3 separate regions of the Mus musculus genome follow, and all the other regions are linked to region 1. Evidence: chromatin loops called from intact Hi-C (ENCODE). Cell type or tissue: heart. All regions are shown on one strand. Links, peaks and the distances in the headings refer to the core of each region. The heading gives the core; the rest is flanking DNA.

The links. A loop is a pair of places that touch in the nucleus more often than their neighbours do. Peaks named below come from ENCODE experiments on the same cell type or tissue, not always from the same donor. Only the 100,000 strongest peaks of a DNase experiment are listed, where the experiment ranks them.
Region 2: it touches region 1 in a loop (6-fold over the local background); 11 of 42 quality-filtered maps call a loop at or near these places.
Region 3: a loop joins it to region 1, with 3.0 times the contacts of the local background. A loop is called at or near these places in 6 of 42 quality-filtered maps.

Annotation. Positions count from the first base shown.
Region 1 is chr6:8,254,780-8,262,434 of GRCm38, reverse strand. It overlaps Rpa3 (replication protein A3), which reads left to right and starts at 3,294. Exons shown (of 4, transcript NM_026632.4): 1 at 3,294-3,435; 2 at 4,674-4,748; 3 at 5,632-5,740; 4 at 6,188-6,499. The coding sequence starts at 3,337. The coding sequence ends at 6,270. It overlaps Umad1 (UMAP1-MVP12 associated (UMA) domain containing 1), which reads right to left and starts at 3,147. Exons shown (of 4, transcript NM_001302354.1): 1 at 2,942-3,147. In heart, for the core only: no CTCF peak of the experiment used is centred there; a DNase peak (open chromatin) is centred at 3,194; H3K4me3 peaks cover 2,344 bases; H3K27ac peaks cover 1,735 bases.
Region 2 is chr6:8,205,611-8,213,265 of GRCm38, reverse strand. Mios (meiosis regulator for oocyte development) reads right to left here and starts at 4,039. Exons shown (of 12, transcript NM_145374.2): 1 at 3,855-4,039; 2 at 1,628-1,686. In heart, for the core only: CTCF peaks have their summits at 3,640, 3,932 and 4,142 (motif pointing left); a DNase peak (open chromatin) is centred at 3,985; H3K4me3 peaks cover 2,056 bases; H3K27ac peaks cover 1,320 bases.
Region 3 is chr6:8,505,252-8,512,906 of GRCm38, reverse strand. Glcci1 (glucocorticoid induced transcript 1) reads right to left here and starts at 3,307. Exons shown (of 8, transcript NM_133236.3): 1 at 2,588-3,307. The coding sequence starts at 3,020. A430035B10Rik (RIKEN cDNA A430035B10 gene) reads left to right here and starts at 3,746. Exons shown (of 2, transcript NR_040452.1): 1 at 3,746-3,928; 2 at 4,096-5,848. In heart, for the core only: CTCF peaks have their summits at 3,394 and 3,601; DNase peaks (open chromatin) are centred at 2,606, 3,296 and 3,666; H3K4me3 peaks cover 2,821 bases; H3K27ac peaks cover 2,591 bases.

The DNA of each region.
Region 1 (7,655 bases), core at 979-5,978:
CCCACAAGCTCTCTTTATTTTGTTGTTTTGTTTCTCTTAAGTAACACTCATGAGATGAAAAAACTAGGCATACTATTAGCTAAAAATAATACTAGTATGTATATATATATATATATATATATATATATACATACATACATACATATGTGTATATATATACACATATATATGTGTATGTGTGTGTGTGTATTTATTTCTGGTAAAATGAAAAATCAAATGTCTAGAAAAATTGTATCTTAGCACAGCCTATGTAAAAACACTGGGATATGTTAGTACCATTTTAAAATGCATGGCCAAACCATTAAGAGATAAGGAAATTTTACTGAGTCCAGAAAGAAGGAAAGGCTAAAAATCTATGGGGGAAATATCCAAGTAGTAACAACGAGTATCTTTTTCATGGCCAGTACTGACTTCCGATGGATACTCCCGATGGATCCTGGGTTTTAATTAACTATGTCCCACAGTGAAGAGGCACAAAGCCTGGGGCCAAACATTGTGCAAGCAAGGAAACAAATCTTTTCTTGAGAAACACAGCCTGAAACCAAACCACAGAAATCAACAATAAAAAGTTCCACAAAACATGAATCTATAATTTTAAGTTATCAAACCCTAACCCTAACCCTAACTCTGGAGCAAGCCAGTCAGCCTCCATGGCTTCTGTATCAGCTCTGACTTCTAGAAGCACAGTTTGAGTTTCTGCCTTGGCTTCCCTCAACGGACTATGATTCGGGATATAGAAGCCAAATAAACCTTTTCTACACAAGCTAGGTTTGGCAGAAAAATCAGTAAGACTGGCAGTCACTGTATAGGTCTCGTAGAAGGCTGAAAAGAAAACTCCCATATGACTTAGCCATACCACTCCTGGGCTTACATTTACAGTACTCAGTATTCTTTTATAGAGATGCTCTGAGATCCATGTTCATGGCTGCTCTATTGACAATAGCTCGGAAATGGAATCATCCCGAATGTCCAGCTACCAATGAACAAATATGTATACATATACGTACACATATACACAATACATATACATATACACAATACATATACACAATGGAGTTGTATTCAGCTATACAGAAAAAAATGAGATTATGAATTTTACAAAAAAAATAAAGGGGCTGGAAAATATTATTATAGTGAATGAGGTAACCCAGGCCAAGGAAGACAAACATTGTGTCCTCTCTCACATATGGATCCTAGTTTTAAGGTTTTAGATTTGTGTGCTTACATTTGTGGTATCTTTAGAGGTCAGGAAGCTACAAAAGGCCAAAGATGGCTACAGAGAAATTTCAAGGAGTGTAAGAGATAGTAGAACATGTGAGCTATAAAAGTAGTTCATTGGAGGAGAATACTGGGGGGTGAAAGGCTTAAGTGGAGATGGGAACACGAGGTTGGGCTAACCAAGACTAAGGATGTATAAAGAGGTCTCAGGAAAACCTACTACTTTGTAAGCTAATTGAAAAGTTTAACTGGTTTTAAAAGGAAATTTAAATGGGAATACCCTGCATGGGAAAAGAATGCTTCCCCTAAAGGCATGAGCTACTAAACAAAAATCTCAGGGCTGAAAGGCTGTGATATACCTCCCTAGAGTTCTTGAGAAGGATGACCCAAAGGCACACAAACAACACGATTTTCTACAATGCTCCGAGCTGTCCACCACAACTAGATGGTAAGAACCTATGTCTGGAGACAGGGTACCATTTGCTTGCAGCACACAGATAAAGCAAACTAGACCTGAACTGGGAACTTACTTCTTGCTGGTTACTTTTCACTGAACTAAAAGGGTGCTATGCACCAGGGTAGAAAACGCAGTGCTATATCATGAATGCCTCAATACCGACTTGCCAGCACCCAAAGGAAATGCAGCCCACAACTAAGGAAAAAAATTTTAAACTTGTTTTAATCACAACAGAATTAAGACACACATATTAAATGTCACATGAACACTAAGGAGAGCTAACAATCGTTTAAATAGGGGAGATTGGATTTCACTCTTAAATAGATGGAACCAGATCTTTGTATTTTATTACTTAAGGCAGCAACAGCAGGCTACATTGGAACTGAATTATTGGAACTGAGTTATTAGCCCTGAATTTGAAGGTTAATAAGTCTTTGGCTTTAGAAAAATCCAGACACTGTTCCACATAATTATGAGACGCAATTAAAATTATGTTTTAATTTCTGCAACCTCTTTTGAAGGTATTTTTATGTGCGTTCATTTTGAAATTTCTCAGTACCAATCCCTTGCTGGTGAAATTACTAAAATCAACAGCCACCAGCATCCAGTCATTTTCTGAACCAGAAACACATCCGACAATTTTCTTCAAATCTTGGAATAAACTGTCTTTCAGACAGCCAGCTCTGAGTACTTCGGGGAACTAGATATAGTATTACAACCCAAAATTAGAGTTATCTAGCACCTTACAAAGCAGTCAACCCCTCATTTGCAGAAAGAGAAAATGTGACGCCAGTGGAGGAGCACTAGCTTGGGTCCAACAGCTGGTGAAGCCTGTCATCTCTAGTCCTTCCCGGGGGTCCTCCTCTACCGGAGCCCCAATGCACGCCAGCACCCAGGAGGTGAGGAAATGGACACCTCCACACCGCCAAGGCTAGCAAAAGGTCCAAGGTAAAGAGAGGGGCAGCACCTCTTGCTGCCAGTGGGTAAAGCAGGCAGGTCCGTTACACAACGTCTCCTAGCAACAACCTCCTGAGGGAGGGGTAAAGACTGACGATGGTTCTCTACAGGTAGAACTGGCTCAAAAATAAAAACCCCAAACCCCAGGTTAGGCACGCACCCGCGCCACCCGCGCAAAAGCTGGCAACTGTCAGTGCCCGCACCGCGGCATTCCGGGACCAGGAGCCCGACTCCGCCCACCACCCCGACGGTTCAGCCCTCGGGAGGAGAGAGGCGCGGAGATCCAGACACCTCCCGCAAGAAAGCTACCTGAGACTCCGCCGCAGCCCGCAGCTCGCCACCCACCACGGTCCTTCAGCTTACTTCCGGGGTCAAGTCGACGTTCGGCCGCTCCAGATCCCGGGTCCCAGGCCTCAGCCCCCGCCCCTCTAAGTCCCGCCTCCACTGCCCGCCGGGTTTCGGCCCCAGTGACTTCCGGAACGCCGCGCGTCACTAGGCAGTCTACCAGTACTTCCGGAAGCCTTGAGCCCCTCCGCCAGCCCGGTGCGAGCGAACCAGATGCTCCCGTGGATTTGATTGGTGGGTCTGGAGCGTACGTCTCCTCTGATTGGTGTTCGGGAAATCTGCCCGGGTTGGCGCGGCCGCCCGCTGGGCGTCAATCATTTTCTGCTTTCCTGCGGGTTGCGAGTGTTGGCGGCAGAATCATGGAGGACATAATGCAGCTCCCCAAAGCGCGCGTCAACGCCAGCATGTTACCACAGTATATCGACCGGCCCGTGTGCTTCGTGGGGAAGCTGGAAAAGGTGCATGCGGGTTCGGGCGAGAGGACGGGACCACGGCCACTCGGGAAGGACTGCGGGGTCGGGAGCTGAGGCTGGGAGCAGGTCACCTTTAAGCAGCATTGCCCTCCAGCTTGCTGTAGTTTTCACAAGAAGAGCTTGTGGAAACTGCTAAGCCATTGCAGCAACATTTTGGTGCCGCTTCTTTTATGTCCCCAAAACTGTTTGGAATGACCTTTTAGATCCAAGCGCTCCGCGCCCCCTTTCTTTATTTACCAGGAAGGTATTTACAAACCTGGCTCCTCTGTCTGTTGTTCGAGTTTTTGTTTTAGCCAGACTTAGCTTCTTGCTTCCCTGTCTTTTGCAGCCGTCTCTATTTATGGGCCTAGTTTTTCTACTTTGCAGTCGTCTCCCTATGAAACATTTCTTGATAGCCCCTCCCATATTCTATAGATACCTTGTATCTAGCCCAGTCTTAGATTGCAGCCTCGTCCTTCCTATAGGTAAAAATTAAGCCCAAAGGCCCAGAAATTGAGAGTGCCGAGGGAAAGAAAATCCTCTGTAAGGACTTACCTGCTAGGTCATTTCATTCACACATTTTCTAAGGGAAAAGAATTTCTAACTAAACAGGTAGGCTGACTGAGCTGCTCAAACCTCACATCGAGTGGCAGAGCTCAGTTTCAAGGGAAGTCTTCCTCAGATCTGGCAACCAGTTCTTTTAGATCATCGTTCTTAATTTTAAAAGAAAGTATTCTGAGCCGGGCGGTGGTGGCGCACGCCTTTAATCCCAGCACTCGGGAGGCAGAGGCAGGTGAATTTCTGAGTTCGAGCCCAGCCTGGTCTACAGAGTGAGTTCCAGGACAGCCAGGGCTATACTGAGAAACCCTGTCTCGAAAACAAACAAACAAACAACCCCTCAAAAAGAAGGTATTCTGTGAGATGTACTAAATCAAGAATGTTGGCAGAATTTCATTAGACAGTGAAAGCCTCGTTTAGTTTTAGTGTACCAAGTGTCTTTTGCAAATAAAAGAAACCACACAAAACACTAAGCAAATATTTGTTGTTTATTAGAAATTCAAAATTAACTGGGCTTACAATCATCTGATCAGGTAATAAGATTATAACTTGAACCAAATAAACTGTCCAAAACCCCTATTACTTTATATTCAACCAAATGAAACTTCAGGGAATCTTTTAAATATTCATTTCTGTAGATTCTGTTTTCTAAATCTATGGCTTTTTGTCTTGATTTCCTTTTTTAGATTCATCCCACTGGAAAAATGTTTATTCTTTCAGATGGAGAAGGAAAAAATGGAACCATTGAATTGATGGAGCCAGTATGTTTTAAGTGATATGCTCTCATATTTAATTTTTTGGGGTTTCTTATTATTTCTGATTTGGGGGTGGAAATGTGAAGATTACACTTGTATAACTTTAAAAATCAAATTCATGCTCTCATATTTTGTCTTATTTCCATTTCTAAACTTTAGTGATTCTTAGGGCTCCAACATTTCTGAAAGTGTCCCTTAAGTATTGGTTGGATAACAATTTTTATTCCTTAAAAAAAAAATCCAAAAAATACATGTGAAAAATTTTTTAAACTGCTTCTTCCATAATCACAAGCCTGGCCTTCAAGAGCTGGCCCCAGGTGTGTTCCTCCTGCTTCATACTAAGTGGCATTGCTAGTCAGTTTTATTTTCTATGTTTAATTTTCATATATATATATATATATATATATATATATATATATATATTCATGCATATTTTTATATTTCTAAATTTTTTAAAGTTTTATGTTTAATGTGCTTAAAACATCTTTGATATTTTATGCCGACAAATCCATATACTATTTGGTTACTTGATATAGAACATGTAAGATTTATCCACAGTTCTTCTCGGTGAGTTTTTAAACAAATAAGGAGGTCTGTTTACAGGAACTCTGAACATCCTCGGAGTCTTTTAATGTCTTTGCCTTCAACTTAAACGTACAACTGTATCTTCAGAACGTAAAGAACTACCAAAGGAAACAGGACTCAGGCCAGCATTTTTGACAACTGTATTTCATTGTTGTGTTGGTTAAATGTAAAATTTCTTTTTGCAATGAAAAATTAGTAAACTGTGAATAAATCTGAAAAACAAGGAAACATTATAACAGCTTTCCAAGCTCATTATCACCTGAAAAGGTAAATATACCTAAATGACATTTTGTTCAATGTTTAGCTTGACGAGGAAATCTCTGGGATTGTAGAAGTAGTTGGAAAAGTCACAGCCAAGGCGACCGTGCTCTGTGCATCTTATACCCTGTTTAAGGAAGATACTAATCGCTTTGGTGAGTAAAGCACCGTACTGTTCAGCAGTCTCATGAATAGGAGAAAACTTTTATTTAAGGTTTTTGATCTAAAATCTCAGTTTTGGTATATTTTCAATTTCTATAAAATGAGAATAGACCTTGTAAATTAGTCATTCCTTGTGTGTAAAGAAAACAATAAATACCGCTAGTTATAGAATAAAAAGGACTTAAAATATGATAAAATTAATATTTTAATATATGAGTTGGACACTAGAACAGTATAGTAACACTGAAAGTATGACCCCAGCATAAAACGACTTTAATGGTTTACCATCTCTCCAGTCTTTGCTAGTACCACAGTTAAATAAACATGGGTTGTGAAAGTAAGTCGACTTCTCACAAGGAAAGACATAGAAATACTTCAGGTAACAGTTGATACTGCAGAGTCCACTGTAGATTAAGTGTTTGCTTAAATGTTTCTTTCAGATCTTGAACTTTACAATGAAGCTGTGAAAATTATCAATGAGCTTCCTCAGTTTTTCCCTGTAGGGCTTCCACAACATGAATGAGCTTCTTCAGTTTCTTAAGATTGCCAGGAAGCTACACTGAAGGCTATTAAGGAAGACTCCTGCAGTTTAATGGAGCGACTCCTATAATTTCTAATATTTAATTTGTTCTTTTATATATATATATTTTTTTGTAAATCTATTATGACAGTTTACAACTAAGCCTTTTTATAAACTTTTTTTAAAAGTGATACTTCAATATATAGTCTGAATAATAAAAATCAAAATATGATGCTGTTGGTCAATTGTTTTTATTTTTCAGTCTCAAGCTTGGAGTTTTGTAACTATAAGGTTTGGTCTTATATCTACCAAATAGAAGCCTGGGCCAGCTAGCCATGCTATAGATTTTCTTACCATCTACCATGCTGATTATTCCTTAGTAGCTTATTTAGAAAATGCTTTTGGTGAATGAAAAGAACAGGCGTGTATCCAATTTGTCAATTTCTTCATTTTGGATTCTAAAATGTGTATAGACCACTGCCAAACAGGTGATCGTAGGGTTGGCAGAATCTTTGACTTTTTCTTCGTGCCTTTAAGCTTGCCATTATTCTTAGTATGGAATTCTCATCTAACATTTTTAGGGCCTGAATATTGGAATGTCTTCCCACAGGTCAAACTAATTTGAGAGATTCTGGAGACTTTAGATATGAAAGAAGTATGTCACTGGAGGGTTGCCTTTCAGGGTTCTAGCTGGTCTCTGATCCCTTCCTCACTTTGCTGCTTCTTCACCCCAGTGTTATGAATCTCTCTTTTCTCCCATCCCCTGTCATCTCTAAGGTACTAAGCCCTCTGAAAGCATGAATCAGCTCTCCTTTTAAGTTGTGAATATCAAGTGTTTTGTCACAATGATAAAATAGTTATTTATACACACACACATACAAGTGGAGTCAGAGAAGTAGGGTGATTACTATGAGAAATCTGTGTGGTTCTTAAATCTTAAGAATGGATTCAGGAGAAGAATTTGCAAGGTTTGGAGAACTGAGAAGAGAAGTCCTAGCACATTGTGAGCTAATAATAATGTAATAATTAATAATGTAATGCATAATGGCTGGAACTTGAAAGACCAAAATGCTGATAGGAATAAGGACTGCTCATAAGATTTCAGGTAGATTTGAGACTGTTGGGAATTAGACTGGAAAAACATTCTGTGAAAGGATTTGCCTAGATTTTTGTCTATGTCCCGAGACAAAGTGAGGTTAAATTCAAAATGAAGACATTAATTTGGAAAAAAATTTTTAGACAGATTAAGATTCAGGCTGTGATGTGTTCATTGTACATCTTTTTGCTGGGTTTACAGTAAGAACTAGAGTAAAAAGTAATGTTGAAAACTGTAGTTTGGCCAGAAGGGAATGTTTCAAGTGGGCACAAAGGGTATACGTAGTTGTTCA
Region 2 (7,655 bases), core at 1,434-6,433, 50 kb after region 1:
GCGCTCTTAACCTCTGAGCCATCTCTCCAGAACTCATATAATTTAGATTTGAAAAAAACATTCAGAAATTCTCATACTGGCTTTATTTTCTTCTTTAACACTTCTGAAACCTAGGATCAGTCATTTCAATTATATTCTTAATATCACTTCTTTATTTCCTTTTCCACTTTGTTGTCTTTCCTTTATTCAAATTATTTACTTCTTTCCTTCCTCGACTCAGGGTATTACAGTGAACATATTCTCAAGGTGCTATAGACTAACTATGAGAGATCAAGGTACATATAATTTCTAGTGTGTGGCACTATCTCAACAATTCATCTTTACTACGATCCTTAAAGAGTCAGAATAACCTTTGTGTTGTGCATGTGTGAGCATATATGGTTTATGTGTTCATGTGTACAGGTGTGTATATGTAGGTCATGTAAGTCATGGCACCTTACTTTTCATGAATTCACAGAGAAGTTCATACATACAATGTATTTTGAACATATTCACTCTTCCTCCTCACTCCTCCCAAATTTTTATTCTTTTTTTTTAAGATAACCCACCCAGTTCAATTTGTATACTTTATGTTTTTGAGCCAAAGCTCCTTACTGAATTTGGAGCTCACTAATTTGCTGGCAATACTAGTTGGCCAGCAAATCCAAGGAATCCTCGTGTCTTTGCCTCTCCAGTGCTGAAATCTTGGGCGCACATTATCATGCCCAGTTTTTCACATAGATTCTGAGGATCCAAAAACTTATGGCTTCATGGGGGTGTAGCAAGCGCTATACTATGTCATTTCTTCATACCAGAATAATCATTGTATAACACAAGCAACCAGTTAACACAAGTAATTTACAGATCTATAAATACCTTCAGCCCCTACCTGTTGCTCTGACTGCCTGGGATACCAGTATTGGTATCTTACTTGCAGTATTTTAGCTACACTGATTGTTTTCTTCAGTTCTTGGAATTCACTCCTTTCCCCAGCCATCTCTCATCTTTGCAAATGTTCTCTTGTCTAGAAATACACTCTCATCAAATAGTATTCTCTCTCTTTAAACCTCATAGCTAAGTCTCTTGTACTAGATTAGGCCTTCTAATACAAAAGATGAAATATCTTTTGTTTCCACTATAGTTCTAATACATAACATAGAACTACCCAGTTAGTCGATGGTTAATGTCTGCCTAGTGCAGGCCTGTGCTCAGGGGTCCATGGACACTTCTCACAACTGTTAGTTCAAGGTTTTATGCTTTCTTCATGCTTCCACTTTTTCCTACTCCTGAAGAATCAACGTGTCTTTTTTGCAACAGAACCTAACTCTAAGAACAAAGCTATCACTGTTATAGTTGGTTCTAGAAATGGAAGATCCAAAGTAAGCATCCTAAAAATGGGTTGCTTTAATACATTGTATTGTTTATTCTGTAGCTGTTTATTTAGCACACTGTATGCACGTTGTTCTCAATTATGGGAATACAGTGATAGCTAGGGGCAGATAAGAACCCTGTTCTAACAAAGCTGCATTCTAATGAACAGACACATACAATAGCGAAAGTTTGAAAACTGAAAAAATGAGGGAGAAGAAAATCATATCCATAGCAAAGAAAACTAGATAGCACCTAGAGTAAGGGATAGTGCCCATACCTAGATTCTCACAAATAGAGGGAGCTTCTGAAACATGTCTTGAGATTCTTGCTATGTCCCTGAAAAAACAGAAAAGAAAAACTCAATACTTATATAAACACACGTTAGCCTAGGATTCCATTCTACAATCTTACTCCTAATACAAATTATATATGGTAAAACAAAACAAAGCCATGTAGAAAAATCCAATTCAAAAGAGTTACTGTAAGCTAGTTGTGGTGAAGTCCACCTTGGTCCTGGCATTTGGGAGGTGGAAGTGGATCCAAGAATCAGAGTTGACCTCAGACACAGGAAATCCAGTCTCAAAAACAAAGAACAATAAGGCTACAGTATGCGATGGTTACTTTTAATCACCAACTTATCCACTGGGCATGGTGGTGCACACCTTTAATCCCAGCACTTGGGAGGCAGAGGCAGGCGAATTTTTGAGTTCCAGGCCAGCCTGGTCTACAGAGTAAGTTCCAGGACAGCCAGGGCTACACAGAGAAACCCTGTCTAAATAAATAAATAAATAAATATCACAATCCAGAAGCACCTGACAAGAGGACCTCAAGGAGGGAGCGTGTAGATCAGGTTGGCATGTGGCCCACCTTGATTATATTAAGTAGAGGAAGATCAACCTATTGTGGGTGGTACAATTCCAGTAGGCAAGGGGATCCTGAGTTGTCTGAGAGTGGAGAAAGCTGGCTGAACAGGAAGCATGTACATACAGCTTTACTGATTCCAGCTCCTAACTGCAGAAGTAATGTGACTAAACAGAAGAACAGATGATTTGGTTTTGTGCCTATCTGTCAACTTCCATCTTCGACCAGTGCTAAAGAAAGGAGCAGGGCCCAGTGCAAAATGAAAATGTCAAGGAGTGACATAGCAGCTTCTAACTGCTAGTCATTCTAAATGCTCGGCTGGCGCTCCTGCATAGAGTTGCACATTACAAAGATGGCCCTAGAAAACCAGTATGTCTATAACCATCCTGTTAAGAAATCTAACACTCTATACAAATGGGTCCTTGCTTATTAACATACATAATATAAATACGGAGGACAGCAAAAAACAAAACAAGCAAACAACAACAAAAACCAGTAAGGGCTCAGAAAGTCTTTCATGCACTTATTAGTTTAGACGATTACAAGTCCCTTATGACTTGGGTAACATCTAAGTAATTTCCACCACACAAAGTTCTAACACCAACTCATCACAGTTGAGTTCTCTGCTTCATACAGATGTTGTTGTCCCTATTTAGTTCTTTCAACCAGTCCTGGAAGTGAATGCTTTCAGATGCTGGAGACAACTGCCAAATCCATGGAGGGGCTAAGAGATGGCAATAATTTAGGTCCTCACCTTCAAATTTAGTCAGTGTTCATTTCCCTTCAATGGTTCCCCACAAGTCACCACCAGAACATGGGTAACACTATCCAAAAGAAATTTAGTGAACCACCACTTATAATTCTCTAGCGGGCACATTTCAGAAGTAGCAAACGAAATTTAGAATATCTTTTAATTTAACCTATCAAATAAGAAATAATTTAAAATATACAACACTGTAAAAAATACGAAAGTTTTTATATTTTTATTAAATCTTGGGAATCCAGTCTATACACTTACAAAGCATCTTAACCCCACGTGGCAACTGGGCACACATTCAAAACACTGTCATAACGCAAAACATACAATTATATGGTCTGTCGTCTTTCTTTCCGCGCTAAGTAAACGATAGCAGTTTCAGGAAATTTGGAGTACTACCATCTCCACAAGACATTGCGCATCTATATTTTCGTTAAACTATAGTTATTCAAAAAAGCCAACAAGAGCAGTCGTTTGCTGAGCCATTCCTCTCAAGGAATTTGCATTATTCGTGTCGGTAGGGAACAGAGCTCACGGGGGTGACAGGCCCTTTAACAAGGATTTGATTGGGTACAACTGGAACTCATCGTGTTGTTATTCCGGGTAAACCAGGAATCTGATCGTGACTCCCACGGTCCAGACACCTGGCTGAGCCGCTGGGCGGCGGGGGACGCGGCTCCGCACTCCCGGCGCGGCCGCACGGAGGACGGTCGCCACGCGGCCGCGGGACGCCCCAAGGCTCCACACGAGGCCCGCCAGCAGCCCGGTGCCGTGACCATCGCACTGATCGAGCGGAACGCCACCCGCCGGCGAGGCTCTGAGGAAGCGGCCGCGGCTGCCACCCCGGGCCTCACGCAGACACCCGCTCCGGGCCGCACTCACTGACCTGAGGAGGTGGCCTGTCGCCACACAGACGTTTCCGGCCTGTACGCCGCCCCTCCCGCCGCGGGAGACGGGCGCGGGCAAGATGGCCGCCGAAGCACGGGCGGTGACCCGGGCCACCCGCTGGGCCCCCGACCAAACCACCCTGCCGCCTCCGAAGCAGACCTCCTCGCCGCGAGCCCCGCCTTCCCCTCGCCCGGCACCGCCCCGGGGCGGGGCCGCCGCGCGGAGACCCCGCCTTCCTCCCGAGCGCTCCGCGCTTGAGTTGAGCCCCTTCCGTCGCCCTCTTGTGGGCAGGGCCACAACCTAGAGTCCCCGCCTCCCTCTCGAGCGCTCCGCCCAGTGTGGGCCCTGCCCCGGGACCCCTCTCCAGCAAGCCAGCCATTCTTTAACCCTGCTCTCATGGAATTTGATTATTTCTCTGAAGCCAGCTACCATGGTCGTGGTGGTACACACATTTTAGCATATGTGAGACATTTTAATTTCCACTGAACAGAGAGGATGGGCGATTTCGTAAAAACTTAAGGATTTGGGGCTCATAATTCGATTTCAGTTATTCCAAAAAGAGGTCATGAATGCCTTGTTGAGTCACACCGTGTTGGGATATAGGAATGAGAAAAAAAAAAAAAAAAAAAAAAAAGACCCTTGTAGGAAACAGGACAAAAGAGTGATGGCTTTTTTAAGCTACCTGGGAGAGCACCTCCCTCAGGTTGGGTGGGGCATCAGAAGAACTTCCTTGAGGATCACTAGACTAAGAAAGACAAACATGGATTGGTCACAGAAAAGTTAAAGACGGAAACAACTGGAAGAGAAAGGCCTTCTAGAACTGAATACTGTGTCAGGAAACAGGATACAGCAATGGGAAAGCAAGTCTCTCATTTACCTGTGAGTTTGCTTATGAAGTCTCAGTAACCACTGACCAGTCAAAGCCTGAAAATATTAGGTGAACGATTCGAATTAAAGAACACCTAAATTTGAATTTTAGAATGTTATGAAATCTTTCTGAGTCCTGTTCAGTCCGATCCTGAACATCATTCAACTACCCATAGTCACAGTGTACCCAAGCTGCAATCTGGGCCATCAGATCTGTCTGTCAGTGCTCACCTTCAAGTGACCCTTACCAAGTAGCAGCATACTACAATACATCACAATACATCAATCACTCCATTTTGTCTTAACATGTAGGTATTGACAAATCATGCTTATAAGCATGAGAGAGAGAGAGAGAGAGAGAGAGAGAGAGAGAGAGAGAGAGAGAGAGAGATTCACATATGATTTATTATAGTGCTGTTGGCCCTCCAGATCCTCTAGCTCTGCCTGTGCAGGTTCAACCACCACAGATCAAAATGTTTTTAAAATTGGGTATGGTAGTGTTCGTCTATAATATCAACACTCCCGAGGTTGAAGCAGAAGGATCAAAGAATTAAAAGATAGACTCAACAATATACTGAGTTTGAGCTAGGCTAGCTACATGAAAATAACTTTCTCTTATGTCTGTCTGTCTTTCCATACATATGTGTGTGTGTATATATATATATATATATATATATATATATATATATCAATCAAACTTGTACATTTTCCTTGTCATGTTTTACTATAAAATGTAGTATAGGAATTCTTTACATATCATTTATAGTGTGTAACTATTATAAGTAATGTAGAAATAGGTACAGAGAATGTATGTAGGTTATATGCAAATAACACCAACTAAGATAAAACATTTGAGCATACATGGATCTTAGTATCATTGCAGAGTATAAAGGGTCCACCATTTTTTATAACTATTATATTATATAATTGTTGCCATTACTGTACCTAATTTATAAATTAGAGTTTATAATAGATATATATGCATAGGAAAAATATAAGATATCTGAGTTTGACACTAACCGCACTCTGAGATGTATACCGATGGACTTAATATGCATCAAGATTAAGGAAGAAACTAATATATGAATAAACCAGAGGTGAGGAGAGATTGAGAAGTCCTATCAGAAATTCATTGAAAATTAGCTTACTGTCTTTGCATAGGCTTTTTCATAAAGGAAATTGTGGAGTCACTGATAATTTTAACTAGGACAGTGATATAACCAGTTTTTCCATGGAGAGTTGGAATTGTAGAATAGCCAAGTAAAAGATGATGAAGACTCAAATTGCCAGTGGTATGGAAACAAGTGGTTCGCCGAGGGGTTAATTCAGAAATCGAGATGAACAAAGCTTAGCGGTTGCCCCTGTGAATGCTGGAGACTCTAGGTTGTGGTGATGCTGCACTAGGAGTTTCAGCTCAGACATCCATACTCCCTTCAGGTGGCTTACAGTCCATGCTTGCGTCTGTGTGCTAGGGTACTCTAGCACTGCTGCTAGTGACTGATCATTTGGGTAAAAGGATGAGTTTGAGAAACATACTATATTTTTGATTCCTGCCATGTAAAGAACATTAAGTACAATGAAGGGGGTGTATCATAAGATTCATTACTGCAACATGAACCTGCAGGTGGGTTCAACCTAGGACATATCCCTACATAAGACCAACCTCATTTTTTTTAATGGCTTTATCAACACCTGCCATATATAGTTGAGGAAAACTCCACCAATGGATGACTTTACTTCTTACTTAAAAAAAACAAAACAAAACAAAACAAAACTACTAGGTAGGGATTCTGTATTAGTCAGGGCTCTCTAGAGTCACAGAACTTAGGAAATTATATTATATTATTGAGATAACTTACAGTCTGCAGTCCAACTAACCCAACAATAAACAGCTGTGAATGAGAAGTCTAAGAATATAGTAGTTGCTCAGTTCCAAGAGACTAGTTGTTTCAGCTGGTCTTCTATATAAGCTGTAATCCTGAAGAAGCTCCAACAGATGTCCTGGAAAATAAGTGCAAGAAGGAGAAAGAGAAGAAAAGCCTTCCTTCTTCCAATCTCCTTATGAAGGCCTCCGGCAGAATTTATGGTCCAGATTAAAGGTGTATACCACCATGCCTGGATTTAGAATTTGCTTTGTCCCATGCTGGCCTTGAACCCAGATCTGCTTGCCACCATCTTGAGGGATTAAAGGTGTGTACTACCTTGCCTGGACCTAAGGTTTTCAGGGCTACTATGCCTCAAGATTTGGATCAAAAGCCTGTGTCTTCCAGCCTCCAAATCTGGGTTGCAGGTGTGTCCACCATTTCTGAATTGTAGTTCATTCCAGATATAGTCAAATTGAAAACTGGAAATAGCCATCACAGATCCTTAAAGCCCCTCCTTGCTTCTTGCCCCACCACCCTTTCTTCAGTCATTATCACACTTCCAGCTGACGTATGGAAGGAGTACATACTTCTGTTCTTGTGAGACCTGCAAATATCAGGTTTTTCTTTGCATGGGTATCTTCAACTCTCTATTTTTGCTGCATCCAACCTTTACATACACAAATCACTCTGTTTTCCCCAAAAGACGGGATCATACTTGCTCTCTCGAATCCCACTTTCCTGTGTCTTCCTAATATTTACTCCACTTCATCTTTCATGCCTACCATGCTATTTGCCAAAGTCAACATTGATATTCACTCTGCCGGTTTCAAAGACCAAGGCTTCCCCCTTGCAGGTCACACACACTTGACTGATTGTCCCTCTTGAAATACTTTCTCCACTTGGCTCAACACCATTATTCTCATTTTGTTTAGTTTTGGTCCCTGTAAGTTGGCCAATTTGCTGACAGGACAAATTGTTGCTTCTGTGCTCTACAACAGTGTCTTCTTGAAAGTTGTAAAGTTTTTTAACTACAATAATGCATGAATTATACTCTCCTTAATCCAAGC
Region 3 (7,655 bases), core at 1,434-6,433, 250 kb before region 1:
AAAGGGGAATAAAATTCTGAATGCTTCCTTGTCACCCATAATCCAAATTCCCAGAGCTCTGAAAGCTTTTTGTAAACAACGTACATCTCCATGAAATACATATCCCGAGTCAATGTCTACCTAAAAAGTGTTGTGTGTCATTTCTCAAGACATAATATAATGTCTAGCCTCCCACTTTGAGAGGTGCAAAAAAGGAAGGAGGCGAGCAGAGGAAGAAACGGTGCACGTTGTTGTTTTTCATTCATGCAGTAGAGTGATGTCAGTGTCAGTGTCTGCAGCAGCAGCAGCAGCAGCAGCAGCAGCAGCAGCGCTTTGGTCAATGGAGACTAAAACCCCCTGACGCCGGAACCTGAGTGAATTCAATGGAAACTCATTGCAACTGTTAAGTCTCAGGAGAGATTTGAAGTGGCTAAGCAGACAGAACGTATTACTTACATGTTGTACTTTCAATATGGGCAGAGGAGAACAAGGCAGAATGTGGACCAATAACATAGTGATAATACAATCAAGAAACTAGGAGCACAAGAGCATGCTTTCAAAAATCACTTCAATGCAAGAAACTGACAAAACACCTAATGCTACACATAGCACAACTACAGCACAGAAAGCTCCTCAATTCCTAGCACAAGCTGTGACCCTGCAAATCTGTCTACTGCACAAACAGACTCAAAACCAAGTGTTTTCATCGTGATTGCATTAAACTCTGGTGTGCCATTCTACAACAAAGAGTAGAATTTAATCCTGATCACAAATTTCATTAAAACTGCTTCATGATGGGGCATGTAATTCCTAAGCAATTAGGGCTTTTGAAGGATGTAGAAAAACAAGTTGTACTATTATCTGTGCTAAGATGTTACTGTTTATCAACAAAAGGAAAGGAGGTGCTAGGTGCCCATTGTATTTTTGCAGCAATTGCCAAAACTTCTCAAACACAGCCCACAAAATCCTCTGCACACAATCTACAATTCCTATTTTTATTTTATTTTCACATTGTTCCTAAAAGAAACCCCCCCAAACTCCCATTAACAAACTGTTAAAGCTAAATCATTCAAAAACGGCTGTGACTGCTGCTGCTTTTCTTTCTGTTACCTCTCATTTAACACAGCTCCAAAAAATGTGCAAGGGAGTTGCATATGGCATTAATCTGTTAGAAAATGGTGGAGTTTTCCATAAAATACACCCAAGGATGTGTGTTCAGTTGTGGTCATTATTAGGGCGATCACGTTGTTTTCATTCATTCATTCAGGATTTGCTGGAGGATGTCAGTTTCTGCAGCAGCTGGCTTGACCTGGGGGAGGAGTGGGGAGCAATTCCCTCCTGGTGCATACAGATTACAGGATGTATTTCTTGGTGCTCCTGCACTTATTCCACCGCACTAACATCCTACCCAGAGGCTTACCATCAAGGGATCTGAAAGCAAGTGCTTTAGCAACATGCTAATTACACATCTAAATTAAAGCTAAAAATACCTAAACTTTGATCTATCATATTGCAATCCCTTTCCCTAACTCTAAACACCTTAAGAACGTCCACCTTAAACAAAAAAACCCCACATACCACACAAACATTGTATGAAGCTTGGTAGTATTTCCCTTCTGAGCAGGCTTTTTTGTTGTTTTCTTTCCCTACTCCGAATGATTCCTTCCACAATGCTGCAGTAGTAGCAGCAGCAGCAGCAACTGTAGCTCTAGGCTGGTATCTAAGAATATTAGGTACTCGACTCTCCCTTATGGCCGGTTACGTCCCTGTTTTGCCTAATTTTCTTTTTCTCCCCCAGGAGTCAACTAGTTCATGCAGTATGTCCCTAGGCATAAACAAAACCAAACCCAAACAGAAAACATTAAGGGGAGTCCACAACATCCTCCCACTCACCATTACCTTTGATACCTAACAAAAAAGAAAGGAGATCTCTCTACACAGCTCAGCTGAACTGCTAAGTATACTTAAAGATGCAAGGAAAAAGTGAACACACTCCACAAACAGGCTTTAAGAAATTCACCACGAAAACCACCATTCCGGCATAAGCCATTTGTAGTGCAGTAGTGATCTAATACATGACTATATAAAGTAGAGGAGAGGATGGATAAACAGCATACACTTTAAACTGCCTCCCCTACACATGCAAAGGATATTCTAACAACCTAACTACCGCCATCAAGTCTCCAAAACACAAACATACTCCAGACAAGAACTTTGTGGGAAAGCACAAAGGCTGCAGAGATTACCACTACCACCTTATGCCCCGCTAGAGAGTTTGTGTGCGTGTTTAAGGGTTTCACACGGCTCCTCCTTGCCCGGCTCCAAACACAGAAAGCTAATAAGCTATTAAACCGAAACACTTTTCTTTTGCAGGCGAGGGATGCAAGATAAAATCTGAGTGGCGGTGTGAGGGTCGGATAAAAGTTGATTTCCAGGTCGCTCCTCCAAGCCCTGCAGCGACCTCAGGGTGGGGGGTGAGATTCCCAAAGCCACTTTCACACCTTCGGTAATGCACTAGCAAACAGAAGCCCGGAGAGGCTGAAGTTTTCCACGCAGGGCACCGTCGGGGAGACGCAGCCCGGGAGGACGGGAGGGTTGGGCTCGCTACCTCTGCACACGGGCGAGCCGGGACTCCGTCTCTCAGGTGAGCTGCTCCTCCGCCGGCTCTCGGGGGACCGTCTCGGGCGGCCCTTGGCGCGAGGCGCCTGCTCGGCTGGGGCAGCGGCCGGCGGTGGAGTCGGGCTGGACGGGCTGGGGCCGCGGGCCCCTCCGGGCCCGGAGAGACTGCCGAGCGCGGCGGCGGCGGTGGCGGCGGCGGCGGCCGGGCGCGTGGGGCTGTGCTGGCTGCCCCGCAGGAGCTGGTAGGGCACCGTGGCGCGGATGGGCTGCAGCAGCCGACCGGCTCCCGCAGCCGGTGCGCAGCTCCCGGCCGGCCCCGTCCCGCTCCCGGCAGCGGCGGGCGGGGAGCCCGCGGTGCTGCGCCGCATCCTCTGCGGCGCGGAGTGAGGGGTCTGAGAGGAACTGGAGGACGCAGTGGACATGGTGGCTCCGCGGGCGGGCGGGCGGGCGGGCGCGCGAGCGAGCGTGTGGGAGCCGGCGCCGCGGTGCGTGCGATGTGTACGGGGGAGGGGCGGGGAGGGGCGGAGCCGCGGGGCTCCCCTTCCGACGCGCACCCCGCCGCCGAGGGGGAGGGGACGCCGCGACGGCCAACGTCCAACGGCTCAACCGCCCCGCGGCGCTCTGCGGGGCGCTCACGGCAGAGCCCGCGTCGAGCCCATGGCCGCCGCCGCCGCCGCCCCGGGCATCGCGCTGACAGGGCACTCGCCCGCTTCCCGCGGCTGCTCAGCCCTCGCGGGGGGTCGCCCGCGCGACACGACTCGGCGACCACGGGCAGCGCCGGGACTTTAGCCTCGGAGGAGAGAAAGGGGCCTCGAGGCGCCTCGCGCTGCGCGTAACCCGCGCCACCGCAAACGCCGCCGCCGCTGCCGCCGCCACCTCGACCCGCTTCTCACTCGGAATGGCAACTAATCCTGTGTCGGCGCCCCGCCTCCGGCCCCGCCTCTGGGCGTTCCGGACCCGGCTCCTGCGGCTGCGAGCGCTGTGATTGGCAGCGCCACCCTACTCCGGGATGCCAAGGAATGGTTGTATTGTCGGAGTGAGAGGAGACTCGGCCAATTACAGTACCACGTTTCCGCTCTGGGGGCGGAGCATGGAAGTGGATGAGAGAGGCGGGCCTCGCGCGGAGGGAGGGACTTAAGAGTTGACAGGCTTTGAGGTGAGGGTCAGGTTAGAAAAGTGGGTCCATACGTGCCCTGCGCGGACTCCGACGCCCAAAGACACGCGCGCGCTGCGATAAGCAAGTTACAAGGATTCCACCCTCCAGTGCTCTCTACAACCTGGGGCTGAGGACGCTGAAGCCAAACTAATTTTGCAAATACACCTGCATCCGGTGAGATGTTTTAGTTAAAGCTGAGTGAAGGATCCTTAACCCTTTTAATCTTAGAAATGTCTTTAAGTGTCCTAGTCGCCTTGTGAATCAAAACAACTTCAGGATTAGTGTATGGATGCTACATTGAACAAAATGCACCTGCCATTACAACCTGTTTGTCGTTACAGGGTAGGGTGGAGAACATCACATTCTGAATTGTACACGTCAACAAGAAAATTTACAGCATCGCATCATCAGATTTATTAATGGAGAGCACCTAGTTTACTACCCCGGAGCTGATGGTCTCTTGGGAGAAAGACCAGGCATAATGTAACAATTCATTGTGGTCATTTCCTCTGTGTGATGGCACTGGGGGTTATTCTTCTGCAAGGAAAATGAGAAGTACGAAGATTTTAGATGGGCATAAGAAAGTATATAAAACCCTAATCAGGAATAGTTAAAGCTCTACATCAGATACCTCCTATTAATTCACATGAGATAAACAAAAACATAAGATTTTACAAAATAAAGAAGTGGCGTGTCAGATTGGCGTCTGCCTGGTGTCTGCCCACACTGGCAAGCTTCCTGATTCCAGGCACTAAATGATCAGTTTCACTCAGAGGAGCCACCTTTCTCTGCTTCCCTGTGTGGTCAGACAGAAATTAAATGAAATTAAATGAAAATTTTTAAAAAAATAAGAAAAAATAAGAAGCACAGTAAATTGTTGTTTAGAAAAAATATTGATGATGCCTAATCAAAATACAAAAAATAGCATCTAGTACTATATCCTACTATATTAGTCATAGTTCTATGCTTTATCACATATAAAAATAATAGCTAATGTTTACTAAACATTCACCACGTGCTAGCCACTGTTCTAAGGACATTATTATGTGTTAACTCATTCGTTCTTCACATAATCCACAAGGTATGTGCTGTTATTATCCTCCCTGCTTTATCTGGGGCACAAAGACACTAATTGTCTTGTCTGAGATCACTCAGCTAAGTGGAAGCTGAGGCCAGAGGGACCCAGGCAGGCGTCTGAAGAAGCCCTGTGCCCTTAGTACCTCCAAGCAGAAGATGCGTGTTCTGATTAAGAGACTTTATGGTAGCTCACAGATGTCCAAACGAGCTTTTAGACATGACTAGCAGCTCCCTTTTCTTACTTTCTAGAACAAATTATACTTTAATTATCTATAGAACAAAATAACTTTAAAATTTGACATAATTTGTCTATTGTATTAATTTTTTCATCTAAAGATTAATGGTTTCACTAAGTATAACCTTTTGTGAATAGAAACAATAAATGGCTTCTTTTGGTGGGTTTTTTTTTTTTGGAATAGCAAGAATAAGATTACAACAATGTTATACTAAAATGTATAAAGGTTTTAAACTACTGATAAATGTCTAACGTTGGTAATTTGATCACAGCACAGCTTCATTATAGAAATGTCATCTTGGGTCACCTCTGGACCAACCTCAACACATTAGATGATCATGATTCTAAAGTCATAGTGAGCCACCGTTGGCAATGGTCAGTAGCAGTTCGTTTGGATCAAAAACAATAGAGCTGGCCATAATTTTAGGTTTCTTGTTCATTCAGATCTGATGTAATAAGTTTAAGTTGTATCTAAAATCTAAATGAGAGAATTTGCATGAGTTTTTAAGTGCCAATTTTTTAATGCATCTCATGCTAGAAATTGAACCCAAAGTCTTGAATAGGTTGCTCAAAATGCTGTGCCATTGAATTACCCACAGATACTATCTGATCTTACAATATTACTTTTACTTTCTGGTAACTCATCATGAGTTTTTTGAAATTCCAATCATTTTCTCTTTATTCAAGAAAATATGGTTCCCTCTAAAAACTTTATTCTCATGATGGTCATACCTAAGAATTTAAATGAGCTACAATAAATGCAGCATCTGCCTTCAAATGCCTGTTAGTTAAATGTGTGATAATTTGTTCTTACTGCAGATGGTAACAAAAGCCAAGAGAATATAGAAGCATTGGAAAAAGTAAATATTATTACAGACTTATTTCTAGCTAAACACTATACATCAGATACAATAAACCCTGTAGCCACAGTATGGGTTGCTGGGTTTGAAGTCCACTGTTATACTACTGTAGCATAGACAGGCCCTGTGCAATTTCCCTGTTCATTGAGTGTGAGTGTAATGACCTCTGAACTTGTTACATAAGGCCTAATGTTAGTTATAAACCCATTACTACACTGCTCTGTCCTGAGGGAGTGAAAGCACAAGTTGATAACTTTAGAAACACCTTTGTTGGCTCAGTGGGTAAAAAAGAAAGCACTTGGTCAAATCTGACCACATGAGTGTGATTCCCCAGAACTCAGTATAGAAAGATAGGGGCAGTTTGCCCAAGAAATTGAACCCAGAGCCTTCCATAGGCTGCTCAAAGTGCTGTGCCATTAAGTTACCCCCAGATACTATCTAATCTTACAATATTATTTTCACTTTCTGGTAACTCATCAGGAGTTACCAGAAATTTCTTCTGATCTACTCAAGTGTGCAAGCACACACACACACACACACACACAGACAGACAGACAGACACACAAACATGCACAACACTCCATCCAAACTAAATGCATGTAATTAAAATTATAATAATGAACACCTCTTTTCTCAGGCCTCATATTTTGGATATTTATGGAACAACAATTTGCAAATCCCAGAACCATCCATAGACTAACCTAGAACAGGAGAAAGGAGACGTTTCCAACTACATGCAATTAACAATAAGCTGCCCCTCATAGAGAGAGAACAGAATGAAAAAATTGTGAGGCCTTGTAGAACTACCAGTTCCATCTGCTTGGTTCTTCTACCCATGCTTTTAAGACTTAATGCCTTCCAGTTTGAATATGATTTGTCCCCTAAAAGTCATGCTGAGGTTTATCCCCAATGTGAGATATTAAGAATGGGGAAACTCAGAGCTGCGGAGGTGGCCTAGCTGTTAAAAGCACTTGCTCCTTTTCTAGAGGACCTAGAGTCAAATCTCAGTATCCACGTGATGTTTCACAACTACCTGTAACCATCACCTGTAATTAGGTCCTGGCATGTCATCTCCAAGCTTATTACCCTAGTCTGCTAACCTAGGCCTGCCCCTGGAAACTTCTCGTTTCCATATAATCTAATCTAGGCCTACAATGTTTTCAGCTTCTGGGACCTGCTGCTGAATAAGCTAGCCCCTTTCTAGTTCTTTCTGAACTTCTGCTGTTTTGGCTCAAATCTCCTCTCCACACTAACAGATTCAAGCTGCCCCATCCATGTTTGTCTGTCTGTCTGTCTGTCTGTCTGTATCTCTCTGTCTCTGTCCCCCTGCAAGCATGGGTGCTTTCTTCTACAAACCAACTTTACCTTCATTGTTTGGGATTAAAGGTGTGTAGGAGGGACATGTCATTATTCTGGCCAGAGGGATTAAAGGTGTGTTAATAACTGAGCCACCATAACACAATCTCAGGGTCCACAGTGTGATCAAACATCCTGCAACAGTCACCCTATTCTGGCCTCTACGGGCACCAGCACACACGCGCTGCAGAGATTTACATGCAGATAAAACATCTATATTAATAAAATAAACAGTTTAGTGGTGTTTTCTTTGTTGTTGTTGTTTGGCTGGTTGGTTTTGGTTTCTGTTTTGAAAGCACATGGAAACGTGAACTAGTGAGATAACTCCACAATGAGGGAGCTTGGCCATCAAGCCTGAAAGCTAAAGTTCCAT